2 separate regions of the Homo sapiens genome follow, and region 1 is linked to region 2. Evidence: chromatin loops called from intact Hi-C (ENCODE). Cell type or tissue: endothelial cell of umbilical vein. All regions are shown on one strand. Links, peaks and the distances in the headings refer to the core of each region. The heading gives the core; the rest is flanking DNA. Region 1 has its middle 27 kb from the start of LINC02606. Region 2 has its middle 28 kb from the start of LINC02606.

Evidence for each region. Peaks named below come from ENCODE experiments on the same cell type or tissue, not always from the same donor. Only the 100,000 strongest peaks of a DNase experiment are listed, where the experiment ranks them.
Region 1: a loop joins it to region 2, with 6 times the contacts of the local background. A loop is called at or near these places in 10 of 110 quality-filtered maps.

The regions. Positions count from the first base shown.
Region 1 is chr1:9,397,208-9,406,446 of GRCh38, reverse strand. No RefSeq gene overlaps it. Among named protein-coding and RNA genes, the nearest start is that of LINC02606, 27 kb to the left of the region's middle. RefSeq lists enhancers at 4,789-5,631, 5,632-6,474, 6,475-7,318. In endothelial cell of umbilical vein, for the core only: no CTCF peak of the experiment used is centred there; DNase peaks (open chromatin) are centred at 4,436, 5,786, 6,316, 8,196 and 1 weaker place; H3K27ac peaks cover 5,705 bases.
Region 2 is chr1:9,452,185-9,461,423 of GRCh38, reverse strand. No RefSeq gene overlaps it. Among named protein-coding and RNA genes, the nearest start is that of LINC02606, 28 kb to the right of the region's middle. In endothelial cell of umbilical vein, for the core only: a CTCF peak has its summit at 5,444 (motif pointing right); a DNase peak (open chromatin) is centred at 5,493; H3K27me3 peaks cover 392 bases.

The DNA.
Region 1 (9,239 bases), core at 840-8,839, 55 kb after region 2:
GTGCGGGAGGGCTCCAAGGAGAAAGGCAGAGTGGAGAGCAAGAATATTCTTGGCGAAAGAAACAGGCCCTGGAAACTTGAGAGGGCTGCTGGAGTTGGTGGTGGTGGTTGTGGGGTGATAGCAGGTGCAGGAACAGACGGGCCTGATCAGGAAGATATGTAAATAGTGACTCTAAGCGCGGCTCTCTAGTTAAGCACATAAGCACATGTTGGTGGAGTGAAAATGATCAGGAGACAGGAAGCTTGCACCTGAACGTCTACAAGGGAGGAATGAAAGATTCTTGAATATCTGAGGACACCCTTCCTGGGGAATTTCATCCAAACCCCCTTCTTATGCCCCCTCATAGCTGAAATCCCCTCACAGTGTTCTGCACCCCTACCCCTTAGGTAGCTAGATTTAGCAAGTATACAGGTCACTCAGTTAAATTTGAATTTCAGATAATCCATAAATAACTTTTTTTTTTTTTTTGAGATGGAGTCTCCTTCTGTCACCCAGGCTGGAGTGCAGTGGCACAATCTCAGCTCACTGGCACCCCTGCCTTCAGGGTTCAAGTAATTATCCTGCCTCAGCCTCCCAAGTAGCTGGGACTACAAGTATGCACCACCACGCCCTGCTAATTTTTTGTATTTTTGGTAGAGATGGGGTTTCCCCATGTTGGCCAGGCTGGTCTCAAACTCCTGACCTCGAGTGATCCACCCACCTTGGCCTCCCAAAGTGCTGGGATTACAGGCGAGAGCCACGGCAGCCAGCCCACAAACAACTTTTTAGTGTATGTGCCGTACAACATTTGGCAACTCTACACTGCCAGCGCCTGCCTGAGCTGGTCCCTTGGCCAGCGTTCCCTCTCTCCAGCCATCCCTCTGGGTGGGTTAGCTGCTGAGTGAGATGGGCTGGGCTGAGCTCAGCATGAAAGCAGGAATCTGGGGTCAGAACCAGATGCAAGGAGGAGTCCAGGATCGGGAGGACACAGAGCAATGGAGGTGTCAGGCCAGGCCTATAAGGTTCAGAGCTGGACCTGAACAGGATGGGGCCTCCAACTCTATCACCCCCACCCACCAAAGGGCAAGCTGGACTCTGGCAAGTTGCAGGCTGAGAGTTTGGAAGTACAGGCCCCAGGTCTGAGTTCAAACCCTGACCCTGACATTTATAAGCTGTGATCTTGGGTGGCCACTTACCTTCCTTCTCTGAGCCCTTGTTGTCCCATCTATCAAACGGTAATATTAATACTAAACAGAGGTGGTTGTGAAGATTACAGGGGACATGGGGCACTCAGCACAGTGTCTGGTGTATCCTGAGTGCTCAATAAATGGTAGGCATGATCGTCACGTATGCTATTATGTATCTTTATACAATAATTATTTATGACAATAAGAAGTTATTATTCCTATAGACTGGACTTTTATTTCTGCTATCTTCCCAGCATCTAGAACGATGCCTAGAACACAGCAGGAGCTCAGCAATTATGTGCTGAAAGGCTACACGATGGCAGAACGGGCTTCGCCTGCAGGGAGCTGGTACGGGACCAGACACCCAGCATTTGGGAGGGTGGCCCATCCCACTCCCACGGACCAAACCACCCAGATTGCCCCAAGGATAAATAAACAAGACACAAGGGGACATAGAAACCCAGGCTGAAATGTGTGGCCTCCTTTCAGTTGAGTTCTGGGCAATCAGCTCCTTTCCAGCCTGTGACAGGAGGTGGGTGGCTGCAGGGGGCAGCTCTGAATCCTGACTCATGTCAAGGGCCTGTGAGGTGAACAGTCTTGATCCGTTCCTCCAAGGCAGACAGAGAGGAGCCAGCAAAACAAATGCAGGATGAGCAAGGCACAACTGGGTGTTCTCACCTGGCCCCACCTCTGCGGCTTCCACCACGCCTGGCTGGTATGGCCACAAGACGTCCCCAACACCCATGCCTGAGGACAGAGTACTGGCTCCATGGTTATTTGGACAAACACACCTTCAAATTCCTGGTACCCCATTGGAGATGCCCCACAGCCCTGGCATGTCTGAAAACCGAGCCCTTGACCTTCTCCCGCTCCAACCCTGCTGCTCCCTGGGTCTTCCACCTCTGTGAGTGGCACCTTCCTTCTCCCGGTTCTCCTGCCAGACAGCATGAGTTCTCTCCCCTCCCATACCCTCTTTCCCCATATCCTGGCTGCTCCTGCAGATTCGACCTCCTAAATACCTCCCAACTCTCTCCACGCCCATGACCACCCTCCGGGTCCAAGTGTGCCTTCCTTGTCGCCTGATTACTCCCTGCCACGACCTGGCCCTGTCCCCCAGCCTCGTCTCCAGCAGCAATTCCTGGGCATGGGCCCTTGCCGGGCCACCCTCGGTCCTTATGCACACTGTTCTCCCTGCTTTGCTAGGCTACTTCCTGCTCAGCCCACAGGAGTCTGCCTTCTGGAAGACCACTGAAATATTCAAAAGTCAGTTGCGGACACAATGACACGTCCCTTCTCAATATTTCAGCAGGTACCTTCCAAAATCAAGGACAGTCTCCTGCATGGCCAAAAGTCCATTTCCATACTCAGGAGTTTAGCTTTGATGCAGGGATATTATGTAACATGCAATCCATGATTAAATTCTCCAAAAGACCCTGAAAGCAGCTGCTTCTTTTGCTTTAATGCACGTTCCACTCAAGAATCACACACTGGGGCCAGGCACTGTGGCTCATGCCTGTAATGCCAGCACCTTGGGAGGCCGAGGCGGGCAGATCGCTTGAGGCCAGGAGTTCGAGACCACTCTGGCCAACATGGTGAAACCCCGTCTCTACTAAAAATACAAAAATTGGCTGGGTGTGGTGGCTCACGCCTATAATCCCAGCACTTTGGGAGGCCAAGGTGGGTGGATCACCTGAGGTCGGGAGTTTGAGACCAGCCTGACCAACACGGAGAAACCCTGCCTCTACTAAGAATACAAAATTAGCCAGGTGTGGAGGCACGCACCTGTAATTCCAGCTACTAGGGAGGCTGAGGCAGGAGAATCGCTTGAACCAGGGAGGTGGAGGTTGTGGCGAGCCGAGATCGTGCCATTGCACTCCAGCCTGGGCAACAAGAGTGAAACTCCGTCTAAAAAAAAAATACAAAAATTAGCCAGGCGTGGTGGTGCACACTTGTAGTCCCAGCTACTCGGGAGGCTGAGGCAAGAGAATCACTTGAACCTGGGTGTACCTGGGAGGCAGAGGTTGCAGTGAGCCAAGATTGTGCCACTGTACTCTAGCCTGGGCGACAGAGGGAAACTCCGTCTCATAAAAACCAAAAAAACAAAAAACAAAACCCCAAAAAGAATCACACATTGCATTTGGTCGCACGTCCCTTTAGTCCTTGTGAATCCCCCCGCAGCACCCACACTCCTCACTGGGGAGCTGCAGTCCCCTGTGTACAGCGGCTTCCTGCACCACCTGCGTTCCCTCTGGACTGCAAGCTCTTGAGAGCAGAATCAAACCTGTCTTGGGTTTGGTGGCCTCTCCACCGCCCCAGAGTGCTTGATGTATGGAATATTCTTTGAAGTAGAATTGAGGAGATGACACAGATCCTGTGTGCTCATAACCGTTCTTTGCTTTCATGATAAAATCTGTCGTCCAGTAAAGAGGGCTACAGTTGTGGTGTTTTTTTTTTTTTTTTTTTGAGATGGAGTCTTGCTCTGTCGTCCAGGCTGGAGTGCAGCGGCCCCATCTCAGTTCACTGCAACCTCCGCCTCCTAGGTTCAAGCAATCCTCCCACTTCAGCCTCCCAAGTAGCTGGGATTACAAGCATGCATCACCACGCCTGGCTAATTTTTTTATTTTTAGAGACGCGGTTTCACCATGTTGGCCAGGCTGGTCTCAAACTCCTGACCTCAGGTGATCCACTCGTCTCAGCCTCCCAACGTGCTGGGATTGCAGGCGTGAGCCACCATGCCCAGCCGTGCTGTAGTTGGGTTTTAATTCAAACTCTCCCTCAGCCTAAACTGTGGAAAGTGTGAAAGTGTGGAAGGAGGAAAAGCAGCTTATCTTTGCCTGGCATGTTGTGTTGGCGTGAGATGCGATGTCCTTTTCTAGCGTGGAGAAAGGACAAGACACCCAGGCAGAGGTGTAGGGGGAAGGGCAGGGGGGGCCAAGGTGGCAGCTCCTTTCTGGCTCTTTCTGAGCCAGGGCCTCTGATGTTGCCCATCCTTCTGCACTCAGGGTCATTCCCAGGAGGTCTGGGGAGTTATGGTGAAAAGGAGCAGGCGAAGCAAGGAGACAGAAAATGCCTTCTGAGTTATCAGCCTGCGGGGGCCATTCGGTCCCCAAGGCCCTCTCACTGGCACAGAGCGCTATACGCTGGCTAGAAAAACAACAGCCTGGACGGGGTCTTTGGAGGGGCAGGAAGGCCCACATGGCCCTGCGAGACGGAGAGGTCATTAAAAGTCACCAATATTTATTGACACAGCCATGACTGTTCCTGGGACAGCTGTGAATCAGAGGAACTGCCGGGAATAACATTCAAAGGCCAGACTCACACTGTCTGACCAGCCGCCTGCCGGCCTCCCTCCCTCCCCTTCGCCCCCAGCACCAGGACGGGAACCTCGGCTGGGGCGGGTCCTGCCAGGCCCGAGGAGTCCTGGGTCCTGTATCAGGCATTGCAGACACAAGATGAAAGCAACAGGCCACCTGCTTTCTAGAACTCACTGCATGGGGCTGAAGACAAACTTCATTCCTTCTTGTGTTCGGCACATGGATTGTGAGCCTACTGTGTGCCAGCCAGGTTTCCAAGCACTGAGCTTGGTTATTCACTCTGCATTCTTTGAGCATCTACTGTGTGCTAGGCATTGTCTAGACACTAGGCGTCGGTACTTATTCTTGGTTTATCTTACTTTTATTTTGTTTTATTTTTTTTGAAACAGAGTCTCACTCTGTCGCCCAGGCTGGAGTGCAGTGGCACAATTTCGGCTCACTGCAACCTCCACCCCCTTCGTCAACCTCTGCCTCAGCAATTCTTGTTTCTCAGCCTCCTGAGTAGCTGGGATTACAGGCGCGCACCACCACGCCCGGCTAATTTTGTGTATTTTTAGTAGAGATGGGGTTTCACCATGTTGGCCAGGCTGGTCTCAAACTCTTGACCTCAAGTGATCCGCCCACCTTGGCCGCCCTAAGTGCTGGGATTACAGGCATGAGCCGCCGCGCCCGGCCTCCTTTTGTTTTAGAATGCTTACTCAGGGCAACCTGAGGTGGTGAGGGGAAGCAAAGACCCAGCCTCCGTCCCCAGTCCCTTTGGGTTCTGGCAGCACTGACCCAGGCTGGGAGAGGGCAGTTTGCCCCATGCTCTAGCAGGGATCTGTGTCCCCCGAGGTCAGTCTGGTAGGGCGGAAGTACCTGGAGGGGACCGCACGAGTGAGCTCAGGCTGAGTGGCTGGCTGCTGCCCACAAGGGCTCCCAGGGCACCCCGCTCCCCATTGGAGTGGCCCCCGTTGCCAGGAGACACTGTGCAAAACAGTGCTGGCTGTTCTACAAACTGGCAAAGCCCCCAGGCCCCTGGGCTGCTACGAGGAGCCCAGTCCCCTAATTAGAACCGGCCGGCTTGGCCTGCACCCTCCTCAGGCCTGAGCCGGACCTCACTGGCCATAAAACCTGCAAACTCTTTCCTGCACGCTCCCCCAGGAGGCAGCCTGCAGGAGCCTCAGAGGCGAGTCACTTCCCCTGGCTGAGGGACGGGCAGGTGCAGCTGCGGCCACCTACCTCCTGGACCACAGACTTAGCAGCTTTGGGGTGCAGAGCTGGCCCTCCCAGGGCCTGGGACTGTGTGGGTGCTAGGAGGGGACTGCTAAAGAAAGAACCCCCACTGCCAGAGACCTGGCCTCCCGCCTCCCAGGCCTCTGCCGCACTTTCACCCACTTCCTGCAAAGCATATCAGCTCAGCTCAGTCCTAGGCTGCTTCTCTGGGCCTCTGCCACATGGGCACAGACACACTGTGTGGCCGTTATTTTACCTGACTATGAATTCCTCTAGGGTAGGCACTGAGTTTTGTCTATCTCTGTATCTTGGCACCTGCCCTGGGTTTGTCATAGAGCAGGAACCAGGGAGGTTTGCCGGGTAGCTGAATTAAAATCAGCTGGCTCTGGCAGGAGGGCGCCCACCTCCTTTTCTAGGAGCCAGAGATTTCTGAGCTGAACTTCTTTTCCCTGCAGACCCCATGAAGCTGGCGTGGCCTGGGCCATCAAAGACTCCAGCCAGGTGGACTGGGCTGATTCCAGCTCGTAAGCCAGCTCTGGCTAAGCCCAAGCCGAGGTTTCCACTTGGAGAAGGTCCCCATGGTTGGGCTGGCGGAGGACACAGCTCGGCACCTCTGACTAATCCCAGCTGTCCGACCTCTAGTCCCCGGTGCAAAGGGAACAGCTGCCACTGAACTTCCTCTGCAGCCTCCCCTTAGCCCAGCCTGTGTGAGAGGTGGCCGGGACCTGGCTTCTAGGTTGAGGCCACCCTGATGTCTTCTGGCTCTATTGCTGCACCCAAAGGCCACGTTAGTTTGCAGAAAGCCATGGTCTCAGCCCCAAGAACCGTGTGCAGTGGCTTCCAGCAGGGCTGGGCCAGGCTGAATATTTTCAGGAAAGGTGGCTACACTTTTCTGAGCTTTGCGAGTGTTTGTCCATACCAGAGGCAGTGGGATTCCCTGGTGGGAGGCGAGAGGGGAGGGCTGTCAGCTGAGACAGGGACTTCAAAGGGCTCCCTGGGCCCCCTGCTCGGGCCTCCAGCTGCAGGATGGGCTGAGCTGCCAGCCGGCAGCTGGCAAAACACAGCTCTGCTTGCCCAAAGCACCAAATAGCAAACAAGGATGATGCGGAAGCAGTGGCAGCTCTGGATCTCAGTGACAGCGGGGATCCTGCTGGAAGCGGGGGTTTGAGGGCGGCCTCGGACTGCAGCACAGGCAGGGTCTGCAGCAGCACCTCCCTGGGGCAGAGCAGGGCAGGGCCCCCCCGCCCCCCGCCCAGCGTCAAGTGGCCTCAGCTGGTCCTCAGCTGCCTCTTCCAGGGGCAAGCGACTCAGCTTTTGCTGATGATTTAGTTCCTAATTTGGGCCAGGTGTGGTGGCTCACACCCGTAATCCCAGCACTTTGGGAGGCTGAGGCAGGTGGATCACTTGAGGTCAGGAGTTCAAGACCAACCTGACCAATGTGGTGAAACCCATCTCTATTTAAATATACAAAAATTAGCTGGGCATGGTGGTGTGTGCCTGTAATCTCAGCTACTTGGGAGGCTGAGGCAGCAGAATCACTTGACCCCAGGAGGCGGAGGTTGCAGTGAGCTGAGATAGTACCGCTGCACTCCAGCCTGGGTGACAGAGTGGGACGCCATCTAAAAATAAATAAACAAGTAAATAAATAAGTTGGGCGTGGCGGCTCACATCTGTAATCTCAGCACTATGGGAGGCTGAGGTGGGCAGATCACCTGAGCTCAGGAGTTCGAGACCAGCCTGGCCAACATGGCGAAACCCCATCTCTACTAAAAATACAAAAATGAGCCAAGTGTGGTGGCGGGTGCCTGTAATCCCAGCTACTTGTAATCCCTTTAGGCTGTGGCAGGAGAATCGCTTGAACCTGGGAGGTGGAGGTTGCAGTGAGCCAAGATGGCGCCACCGCACTCCAGCCTGGGTGACAGAACAAGACTCTGTCTCAAAAATAAATAAATAGAAAAATAAACAAACAAATAAAATAGTTTCTAATTTGTCCATGTCCTGAGATGAGCCTACCAGGCAAGGTGAGGATCTGAATAATCTCTGTGTGGTGCAGTAGAGGAGGGAAAACTGGCATTTATTAAGCCCTAGCTGTATGCCCAGCTTGTGGGAGGTGTTGAGGATAGGATGGAGGGGGAGGCTATCATCTAGAAGCCACGGGTGAGGGCAGCAGCCCCCACGGGTGGGAGAGCAGAGGGAGGTGAGGCCAGGCCTCATGCTGCCCTGAACTCAGCTGGGGATGGGGAGCCCCAGGCCCCTGCCCTCGTGGGTGGGACCTGGCTGCGTTTCCCGAGGATGAGGTCTTTGGTGGGCCACATGGCTGGAAAGGAGGGAGGGGTGGGAGAGAGGAAGTGGTGTCTGGGCTTGAGGCTGCAGCTGTATCCTCCTCAGCCTCTCTCCAGCTCTCCTCGCCCAGCTCTGGGCCTGTCTCTCCTCCTGCCCCCACTGGGATCCTGGCAGAGGCTGCAAAAAAGCACCCCCCCGTCCAGTCCCCCGACCTGCCTCCTGGTCTCAGACATTCCCGTGTGACTCAGGAGGGTGGAGAAACGCCTGAAAGCTTCTCAGCATCCTCTTTCGTCCCCTGCCCGGCTGCTGGCCAGAATTCCCCACCTTTTCTGTGGGACCCGGATAGCCTGCTGGACTCCTCAGTCCTGCAGGGCACATAGGGCCTGAACCCTGCTTCCACTCAGGAAAAACCTGGCCGGTCCAAGGGTGTGGCTGGCGGGCCCAGTGAGAGGCCCCTGCCAACTGAGCTGCTGCTGCACGGCCCGGATTTGTACGCCACGCACAGGGTTGGCTTCTGAGCTCTCTCACGGACTTAATTGAAAAATATTTAAAAAATCGCTCCCATCGCTGGGTCATCCAGGCCTGGACAGGGGACCCTGGGCTCTAGAATCCATCCCAAGGCACACGCCTGCAGCAGCCCACCTCCTCTTCCAGGAGCCAGAGGGATCAGAGCCGAATTTCTTTTCCCTTCCGGCCCCTCGAGGCTGGCGTGGCCTGGACCATCGAAGTCTCTGGCCAGGTGGACTGGGCTGATTCCAGCTCATAAGCCAGCTCTGACCAAGCCCTGGCTGAGGTTTCCACTTGGAGAAGTGGAAGCCCCCGGTCCCGTAAGGCCCTTGTTCCTCCCGGAGGAAAGAAACAGCAAGGGCCAGGCCAGGTGCGGTGGCTCACGCCTGTAATCCCAGCACGTTGGGAGGCCAAGGTGGGAGGATGGCTTGTGTCCAGGAGTTCGAGACCAGCCTGGGCAACATAGTGAAACCCCATCTCTACAAAAAAATGGAAAATTAGCTGGGTGTGGCGGTGCATGCCTGTGGTCCCAGCTACTCGGGAGGCTGAGGCAGGATGATCGCTTGAGCCTGGGAGGTTGAGGCTGCAGTGAGCCATGATTGCACCACTGCACTCCAGCCTGGGTGACTGAGTGAGATCCCATCAGAAAGAAAGAGGGAAAGAAAGAGAGAGAGAGAGAGAAAGAGAGAGAGAGAGAGAGAAAAGAAGGAAGGAAGGAAAAAAAGAAGGAAAGGACAGGACAGGACAGGAAAGA
Region 2 (9,239 bases), core at 503-8,502:
GCCGGTGTGAGCCACTGCGCCTGGCCAATTTCCTCTTCTTATAAGGACATCAATCATATTGGGTTGGGGCCCACCCTAATGACCTCATTTTAGCTTAATTACCTTTTTGAAGACACTGTCCTTAAATACAGTCACATGCCGAGGTACTGGGGGTTAGGACTTCAATGTATGAATTTCAGGGGGACACAAGTCAGCTCATGGCAATACTGTATGATACATTTACATCAAACTCTAGAAAATGCAAACTACTCCACTGTGAGAGGAAGGAGACCCTGGTTTCCTCGAGAGGGAGGAGAAGGGGAGATGGAGTAAGGGATGACAGTGGGACTTGAGGCGACTTTTGGGAGTGCTGGATGTCTCCGTTATCTTGATTGTGGATATGTCTTCATAGGTGCACACCTACGTCAAGAGTTATCAATTGTACACTTTAAATACATGCTGTTTATTGCACGTCAATTATTCATTATATGTTATACCTTAACCAAACTAGATTTATTTATTTATTTATTTTTAAAGTGGAGTCTCACTCTGTTGCCCAGGCTGGAGTGCAGTGGCATGATCTTGGCTCACTGCAACCTCTGCTTCCCAGGTTCAAGCAATCCTCTTGCCTCAGCCTCCCAAGTAGCTGGGACTACAGGCATGCGCCACCACACCCGGCTAATTTTTGTATTTTTAGTAGAGAAGGGTTTCACTATGTTGGCCAAGCTGGTCTCAAACTCCTGGTCTCAAGTGATCTGCCTGCTTTAGCCTCCCAAAGTGCTGGGATTACAGGCATGAGCCACCATGCCCAGCCAATAAAGCTATTTTTAACAAGCAGGATTTTGAGGTCTAATTCTAGAGAGCAGTCTCTGCTGAGTATCCTGGGCCTGGGACCCTTCTGGCTCTGCCATGTCCACAGCTGTCTCCCAGGGCCTCCGTGGGTGAGGGGGTCTCCTCTGCCTGCTCACCCGCCTCGGGCCACGCTGCCCATTACTCACTGTCCTGCAGTCCAGGGGCCTTTCAGTGCCTCACACAAACCTAGCCTCTTCCTCCCCCAGGGAGGATGCTGACCCCTCTGTCTGGGCTGTTTCTCCTCCCATGGCCACGCCCTCATTGCCTCCTCCTGCTCCAGGTCTCAGGGACACCTTCTGTGCTTGGCAAGATTCTAAACATTCCCTCCCCGCCCGGCCCATTTTATGTCCTTATCCTGGAGCCTGTGACTGTGCCGTCACTCCTGGGCTGCATTATGGCTTATGACATGGTTAACCTGAAGACTGGAAGACGGAGATCATCCTGCTGGCCAAAGCTAATTGCACAAGACTGTGAAGCAAAGAGCAGTTTTTGGCTGGTGCAGAGGAGGAAGCCGGAGAAATTCAAAGCGAGAGACAGACCCGAGGTGCCACTGCTGCTTTGAGGATGGAGGAAGGAGAGTGCTCCTGAGTAGCTGAGGGCAACCCTGGCTGATGGCCAGCAAGGGGGCAGGGACCTGGGTCTGACAACTGCAGGAAGCTGGATTCTGTCAGCACCTGGAATGAGCTTGGAAGTGGATTCTTTCTCCGAGGCTCCAGAGGGGAGCCTGATCCAGCCGACACCTTGATCTTGTCCATGTGAGACCCTGACCACAGAACCCAGTTGAGCCCACCCAGATTTCTGACCCCTAGAATGCTGAGCTCTGAAGCGGATGTTCTTTGAAACTGCTGAGTTTGAGGTTATTGGTAATTGACAGCAAGAGAAAACGGATACACTTCTGCAGAGAGGGGTTTTCTGGCTACACCACCTGGAGCACTGTCCCCACCTTTGCTATTTTCTCTCAGCCCCTCTTTGGTACCTTCAAAGCACAATTATGGCTCACCGCAGTCTCCACCTCCCAGGCTCAGGTGATCCTCCCACCTCAGCCTCCCAAGTAGTTGGGACCACAGACATGCACCACCATGCCTAGCTAATTTTTTGCATATTTGGTAGGGACAAGGTTTCACCATGTTGCCCAGGCTGGTCTCGAACTCCTGAGCTCAAGCGATCTGCCCATCTTGGCCTCCCAAAGTGCTGGGATTACAGGTGTGAGCCACTGTGCTTGGCCCAAAATGGGACTTTAAAAATTATTATTACCTTCAGCTAACCAGAGCAGCCAGTCAACCAACTCCCCCTGCTAAAATGGAAATTTAACTGTAGGACTTGTTCAGGCTTTTTCTGGAAAGATCCAGTTATACTGGTATTATTTGTCAAACAGGACTGACTAATTCTTAGGACTCCTAAAAGGTGAATAGAGGTAGAAAATAGCCTGATAGTTCCTCAATAGGTTAAACATAGAATTACCATATACTCCAGCAATTTCACCCCTATGTATAGACCCAAGAGAATTGAAAACATATGCCTAAACAAAATCGTTTCTGTGGTTATAAAAATAGTAGGGAAAAAAAGAAACAAAAGGAAATTTAAAAAATCATGTACACAAATATTCTTAGCAGCGTCATTCATAACAACAGCCAAAAAGTGGGCTGAGTGTGGTGGCTCATGCCTGTAAACCCAGCACTTTGGGAGGCCGAGGTGGGAGGATCACCTGAGGTCAGGAGTTTGAGACCAGCCTGGCCACCATGGCAAAACCTTGTCTCTACTAAAAATACAAAAATTAGCTGGGCGTGGTGGTGGGTGCCTGTAATTCCAGCTACTTGGGAGGCTGAGGCAGGAGAATTGCTTGAACCTGGAAGGTGAAGGTTGCAGTGAGCGGAGATCACACCACTGCACACCAACCTGGGCAATAGAGAGAGTCTATCTCAAAAAAAAAAAAAAAAAAAAAGCTGAAAAGTGGAAAAAACCCAAACGTCCATCAGTTGATGAATGGGTAATTAAAATGTTCTATGTCCATACAGTGGAAAATTATTCAGCCATGAAAAGGAAAGAAGCACTGGCATATGGTACAGTGTGGATGAGCCTGGAGAACATTATGGCAACTGAGAGAAGCCAGACACAAAAGACAGCATGTTCTCTGATTCCATTTATATAAAATGTCCAGGCCGGGCTCTGTGGCTCACGCCTGGAATCCCAGCACTTTGGGAGGCTGAGGTGGGAGGATTCCTTCAGCCCAGGTGTTTGAGACCAGCCTGGGCAATATACCGAAACCCTGTTTTTATAAAAAATGAACAAAATTAAGTGGGCATGGTGTCGCATACCTGTAGTCTCAGCTATTTAAGAGGCTGAGGTGGGAGGATCACTTGAGCCTCGGAGGTTGAGGCTTCAGGGAGCCAAGATAATGCCACTGCACTCCAACCCTCAGAGACAGAGTGAGACTCTGTCTCCATCAAAAAAAAAAAAAAAAAAAAAGTCCAGAATAGGCAAATTCATAGAGATAGAAAGTATGTTAGTGTTTGCAGTGAGCTGAGATCACACCACTGCACTCCAGCCTAGGGGACAGAGTGAGATTCCATTTCAAAAAAAAGCTGAGCACGGTGGCTCACACCTGTAATCCCAGCACTTTGGGAGGCTGAGGTGGGTGGATCACTTAAGTTCAGGAGTTCAAAAGTAGATTAGTGGTTTCCTAGGGCTGGTGAGTGTTGGGGTAGGATTGGGGAATGATGGTTACAGGTTGCAGGGGTTCTGTTCTGTTCTGTTTTGTTTTGTTTTGTTTTGTTTTGTTTTGTTTTGTGACGGGGTCTCACTTGGTCACCCAGGCTGGAGTGCAGCGGTGTGATCATGGCTCACTGCAGCCTCGACCTCCCAGGCTCAAGCAATCCTCCCACCTCAGCTTCTCCGGTAGCTGGGACTACAGCTACCTGCCACCATGTCCGGCTAATTTTTGTAGTTTTTTTTTTTCCAGTAGAGATGGGGTTTCACCATGTTGCCCAGGCTGGTCTTAAACTCCTGAGCTCAGCTGATCCTTCTGCCTTGGCCTACCAAAGTGCTGGCATTACAGGCATGAGCCACTGTGCCCGGTCGGTTGTAGGGTTTCTTTTGGAGGGCTAAAAATGTTCAAAAATGGGTTGTCCTGATGGTCGCACAGCTCTGTAAATATACTAAAGCACTGTGTGTTTAAAAGGGTCAATTGTAGGGCCTGTGAATTACTACTCAATAAAAAATTGTGTGCCACGGAAGTAAAACTAAAAAAAGTGGATAAGGGTGAGAGCGGTAGGCATTTTGGAGATGAGGAACGGAAGCATCGGTGGAGGAAGGAGTTGGGGACACAGCTTCAGTGCAGTCCCCCTCACCATGTCCCCGTTCAGAGGGCAGACCCTCCCCACCAACACTCCCACCAAGACTCTGAGTCTAAGAAAACTCTTATTTTCCTGATCCACCATGAGTACAGGATGCTTTCAAGTTTCATCACTGGTGTTCTTGTACTTCAAGAAAACAAAAAACAAAAAACCTCTCTAAAATGTGGTGCGTTGAAGCCAGGGAGTAAATGCAACCTGTAGATCTTCAGGGGGATTGATGACGTCATGATGGAATCTTCTGAATTTCTTTCTCAGGCTCCCCCCTGGGCCTTCCAAGACCTGACTCATGGACCTTCAAACCCTCTGCAGGGGCTGGGTGGGCCAGCAACCTCCAGGTGTGAGCGCCAGGGCACAGGGAGGTCATTCTTGCCCAATCCCCAATGGAGGCCGTGTCTCATCCCTCCAGGAAACTGCAGAAAGTTCGGAAGGACCCCCCCCCCACGCTGAACCACACATATGGCACAGACAGGAATTCCTTCTTGATTCCCAGTGGCTCCAGGTTCACGCCTAGAGTGCCCCTTATCAATGCTACAGAGCGATAGATGTGATTTATGGGAATCAAATCACCCAGCCTTGGATGAGAAGCTCAGTCTGAGACCTGGAATTATCAGGCAAGTAAGTCCGAGCTTGGAGAGATTTCTTGAAGCATTAGTGCCGTGTCCAGAACTCCCTACAACTTTCTTTAGGCCTTGAGTCGGGTCCTGGGAAGGACAGAACCCTCTTCTTTGGCCTTTCAAAATATTTCCACCAGACCCAGAGGAAAAGTCCTGGTGTTGGGTTGTCCCAAGACCATCTCTTTCACAAGCCTTAGAACTCATTTTTATTTTCCCTGACATTCTGGATAATGATGTTTGACAAGTACTTTTATTCCAGATGAGAGATGCTTGGGCCAACCTGGAGGCTGCCTGATGTCTGCTCAGTCTTAACCTGGAGACAGGTCCTGCTGCTGCAGCGATGGCTGGGTAGGATGGCGTTACGGCCTCTTTTCCCGGGGCAGCACCTGGGGCCAGGAGGCCTAAGCCCCGTTGGCCTTCCAGCTTTGGGTTGCTCTCAGCCCTTTGCCCGCCTGTGCATCTCCAGCTGGGATAAGCACCTCTCTCCTAATTTGGCTGGAATCTAAATGAGGTCTTCCAACATGCAACCACATCAGCTCCATGTTGCCCAAAGGGGCAGACTCCGTGCAAAGCTCTGAGCCTTAGGCTGTGCGCCGTGGGGTCTTTACAGCAGGGGGACACCCAGGCTGGGCTCCTGGGAGGGACTCAGCCCCACTCTCGCCAGAGGGCGCCACACTCCTCCTTTATCACCATCCTGGCCTCGCTTCCGAGTTTCAGAGGCTCAGGAGAGGGGTCGGGCAGCCCTTCCAGGGAGAATTCTCACAGCTGCACCACTCTGCAAACGACTCACAGGCGTTGCAGTTTCCTATCGGGTCGCTGAATGATTTTATGAGGGAAAAACAGCTGACCTGGCCATGGCTCTTCTTCCATAAAATAATCAATTTTTGTATTTAGCAACAGCAGGCCACAAACCGAGTTTCTTCCTTGGCTTCCATTCCAGTTTATGAGTCAAAAATAATTTTCCCCTTTTGCAAGTCCAACATCGATCCCACTTGGAAGCCGCGGTGGTCAAGAGATTCCTCAGAAATGAACCTGACAAAATGGAGCTGGTGACAGTTTTCCTTTCTCTAAAAAACTTCTACCGAAACAGACTCTATTAATCGCGGGTGCAGCTACTATTCCAAGAAACTGCGTGAAGACATTTTTTTCTTTCTCAGTAGCTGTTCATCACCGTGAAGGAGACGATGACGAGGTTCCCAACCCAAGCACTGGGCTACGCGCCTCTTCCACGCTGCACGAGACGAGGTTGGTCCAGGCACGGAATTTCCATGGCCCTAGCTCTCGCTGTGCATGGGGGTCATGAGTGAAAGCTGCTCAGAGCATTTTTTGAGGGAGCCCAGCCCAGGAACCCTGTGGGTTGAGTGGTGAAGCCAGAGATGGGGTTTCACCATGTTGGCCAGGCTGGTCTCAAACTCCTGACCTCAAGTGATCCACCTGCCTCGCCCTCCCAAAGCGCTGGGATTACAGGCATGAGCCACTGTGCCCAGCCCGGAATTCCATTTTAAAAGGCCAGAGGTTTAGGGGTTTTGGTTTGAAACGGCAAATGAATGCATATACTTAACCCTTCCTCTAAACTCCATCAAAATAACAGCAAAGAAATTTTTAAAAACTGTAATCCTACAACAGCAGAGATTAGCAGAGGAAGTTAATCAATTAAAATTTTTTTTTTTTTTTTTTTTTTTTGGAGACGGAGTCTTGCTCTGTTGACCAGGCTGGAGTACAGTGGCGCAATCTCAGCTCACTGCAACCTCCGCCTCCTGGGTTCAAGCAATTCTTGTGCCTCAGCAGAAAGGTAGGGAGCTTGATTCCCTGACCGGGTGACTAAGGGGTAGGGGGTTATGTCACAAAATATACGTGCCTATGAACGTGTGTGCACATGTTTGAGTGTGTGGTGTGAGTGCACATGTGCGCTCATGTGTGTTAAAGTCACACGGATGCAAATCAGGGTTGCCCTTCTCCTAGTGTCTGCCTGGAGGTGTGGGCGTCCACACGCATAGGCAGTCTCCTTTGTTGGCTCTTGCGCCTGCGTCTTTTGTAAATTTCCTGAAGGTGACCGGTCTCACTGCACCTCTCCCTGTAGATGATGCCACCAGGGACAGGGGGCTGGCCCTACTGTGCCCTCCCACCCATGCGCTCCAGGAAGCTATGGACGTCGGGCAGGGCAGCCCGGGAGGCCTCATAATCTAGGTGTTTTGGTTGCAGGAGTTCCCGGGCCACTCCTGGAACAGCCTGGGTCCCTGGACCTCAAAAGCAGCGCTTGCATCCTTGAGGGTCTCTAAGGCTCAGCTTGGCCCCTTTGTCCTCTGGGGATCCATGTTTTGGCCACCACTGCCCCGAATGGCACTGGCCTCTGTGCACACCATGCCCTTTGGCATGGTTTAAGCAAGTTTTTGTCCTTTGACATTTTTACAACAGAGATTTCATTTGGCGGTGGGAGTGGGGGAGGGCTGTGGGGAGGAGACGGAGTTGAAGGCAGAATAACTCATTCCTCATCCTAGTCCTTCCTCCTGGAGCCCTCTCTGTAAGCTGCGCTGCTCATTTTATAAAAGCAAGGAGAGCTTAGCTCTTCCCATGGGATTACTTAATCTCAGAATAGATGACGACCAGATGGCCTTTAACTGGATGGACTACATTTAGTCCTGCTACCTCTGTCCTGTTCCTTCTCATCTCACTGCACATCTGTGAACGTGTCCTCAGGCCTGGCGTGCCCTGCAGACCTGGGACCTCTCTCCCACGCACTCTCCCTCCTCCATCTCTGGGCTGTGTCCACCTCTGGCGGCACTTGGCATTGCTTTTTCGAAAGTTCATGTGAATAGTAACCTTTCCACGTCTCTGTGTGCTTGTTCTAGTGCATCTCTCTGGTGCCACCAAACTGCTCTGTGACTCTTTTGAGAATGTATGTGTGTGTGTGTGCATGTGTGTGCATATGTGCACATATGTGTATGTATGTGTGTGTGCCTATGTGTGCACTTGTGCGCATGTGTGCACGTGCATGTGTGTATGTGCACATAGGTGCATGCATGTGCGCATGCGTATGTGTGTATACGCACACATGTGTACGTACGTGTGTGCATGTGTGTGCACATATATGTATGTAGGTGTGCATGGATGTGCATACGTGCATGTGTGCACACTTGTGCATGTGTGTGCACGTGTATGTGTGTGCATATGTGCACATATGTACGCGTGTGTGTTTGCATGTGTGTGTGCATGCACACGTGCACGTGGCTGCTCCCTCTAGCCCAGCAGCATCCAGCTTTCTGCCTCCCAGCTTCCTCCACTAACCCCTGACCAAGCCAAATGGCTATATGACAAAGAACATACCAAGTTAGTGGGAAGAATAATCTGGATTACCTGGAAAGCCTTCGAAGCATGCCAAGAAGAAACAGAGAATTTGAACCAAACACCTGTTAAAAGAAAAACCTTAGACAAATTATATTTAATAGAGGTTAATTAAGCAAAGAACGGTTTGCGAATCGGGCAGCCCCTAGACCAGAGTAGGCTCAGAGAGACTCCAGCGTAGCCATGTGGTGGAGGAAGATTTATGGACATAAAAAGGAAAGTGATGTACAGAAAACAGAATTAGATACAGAAAGAGTCGGATTGGTTACAGCTGGGTGTTCACCTTATTTGAACCAGGTTTGAACAGTTGACTGCCTTTCATTGGCCAAAACTTGGTGATTGGCACTAGAGTAGGTTGCAGTCTGTTTACATATTCAGTGAGGTGACAGTTTACTATGCACAGAGAAACCCTTAGGGTGAACTTAGAATATGCAAGGAGGCAGAGTTAGGCTACACTTAATTGAACATACCTAAGGGTCACAAGTACACCAGGGCTTTCCAGCAAGTTCCTGATCCCTGTAGAAAGACAAGGTCCACCAAGAACTCGACAGCAACTCAGGGCCAAGGTCGGAGGGCTGTGCTGGTGGAAACACTGCTGTCTGCCAAGTACAGCCCTGACCCACCTGTCCAGCGCTCCTTCCACTGTGCTGTCCTTGGCTGTGCTGGGCTCTGCTTGTTCAGAGCTCACAGACAATCACAACCCTGCATGGGAGGCTCTCCGACTCTGTCTCCTCCTCTCAATGCATTCAAACTCCATTTATTTTCTGCTTCTCTTTCCATCTTCCTGATATTGTCATTGTACTCTCCCATCCTCCCCATCCCTGAAGCTTAGCCAAGAGCCTTTCTTCTCCTACCTCCGTCATCTCCTTCTCTGAAAGCTGATAAATTGCCCAGGCGTGTTTTTGTTTTGTTTTGTTTTTTTGAGACAGGACCTCACTCTATATGGCCCAGGCTGGAGTGCAGTGGCCGGATGATGGCTCACTGCAGCCTGAGCCTCCTGGGCTTAAATGATCCTCCTGCCTCAGCCTTCCAAGTAGCTGGGACTACAGACATGTACCACCACGCCTGGCTAATTTTTATATTTTTTGTAGAGATGGGA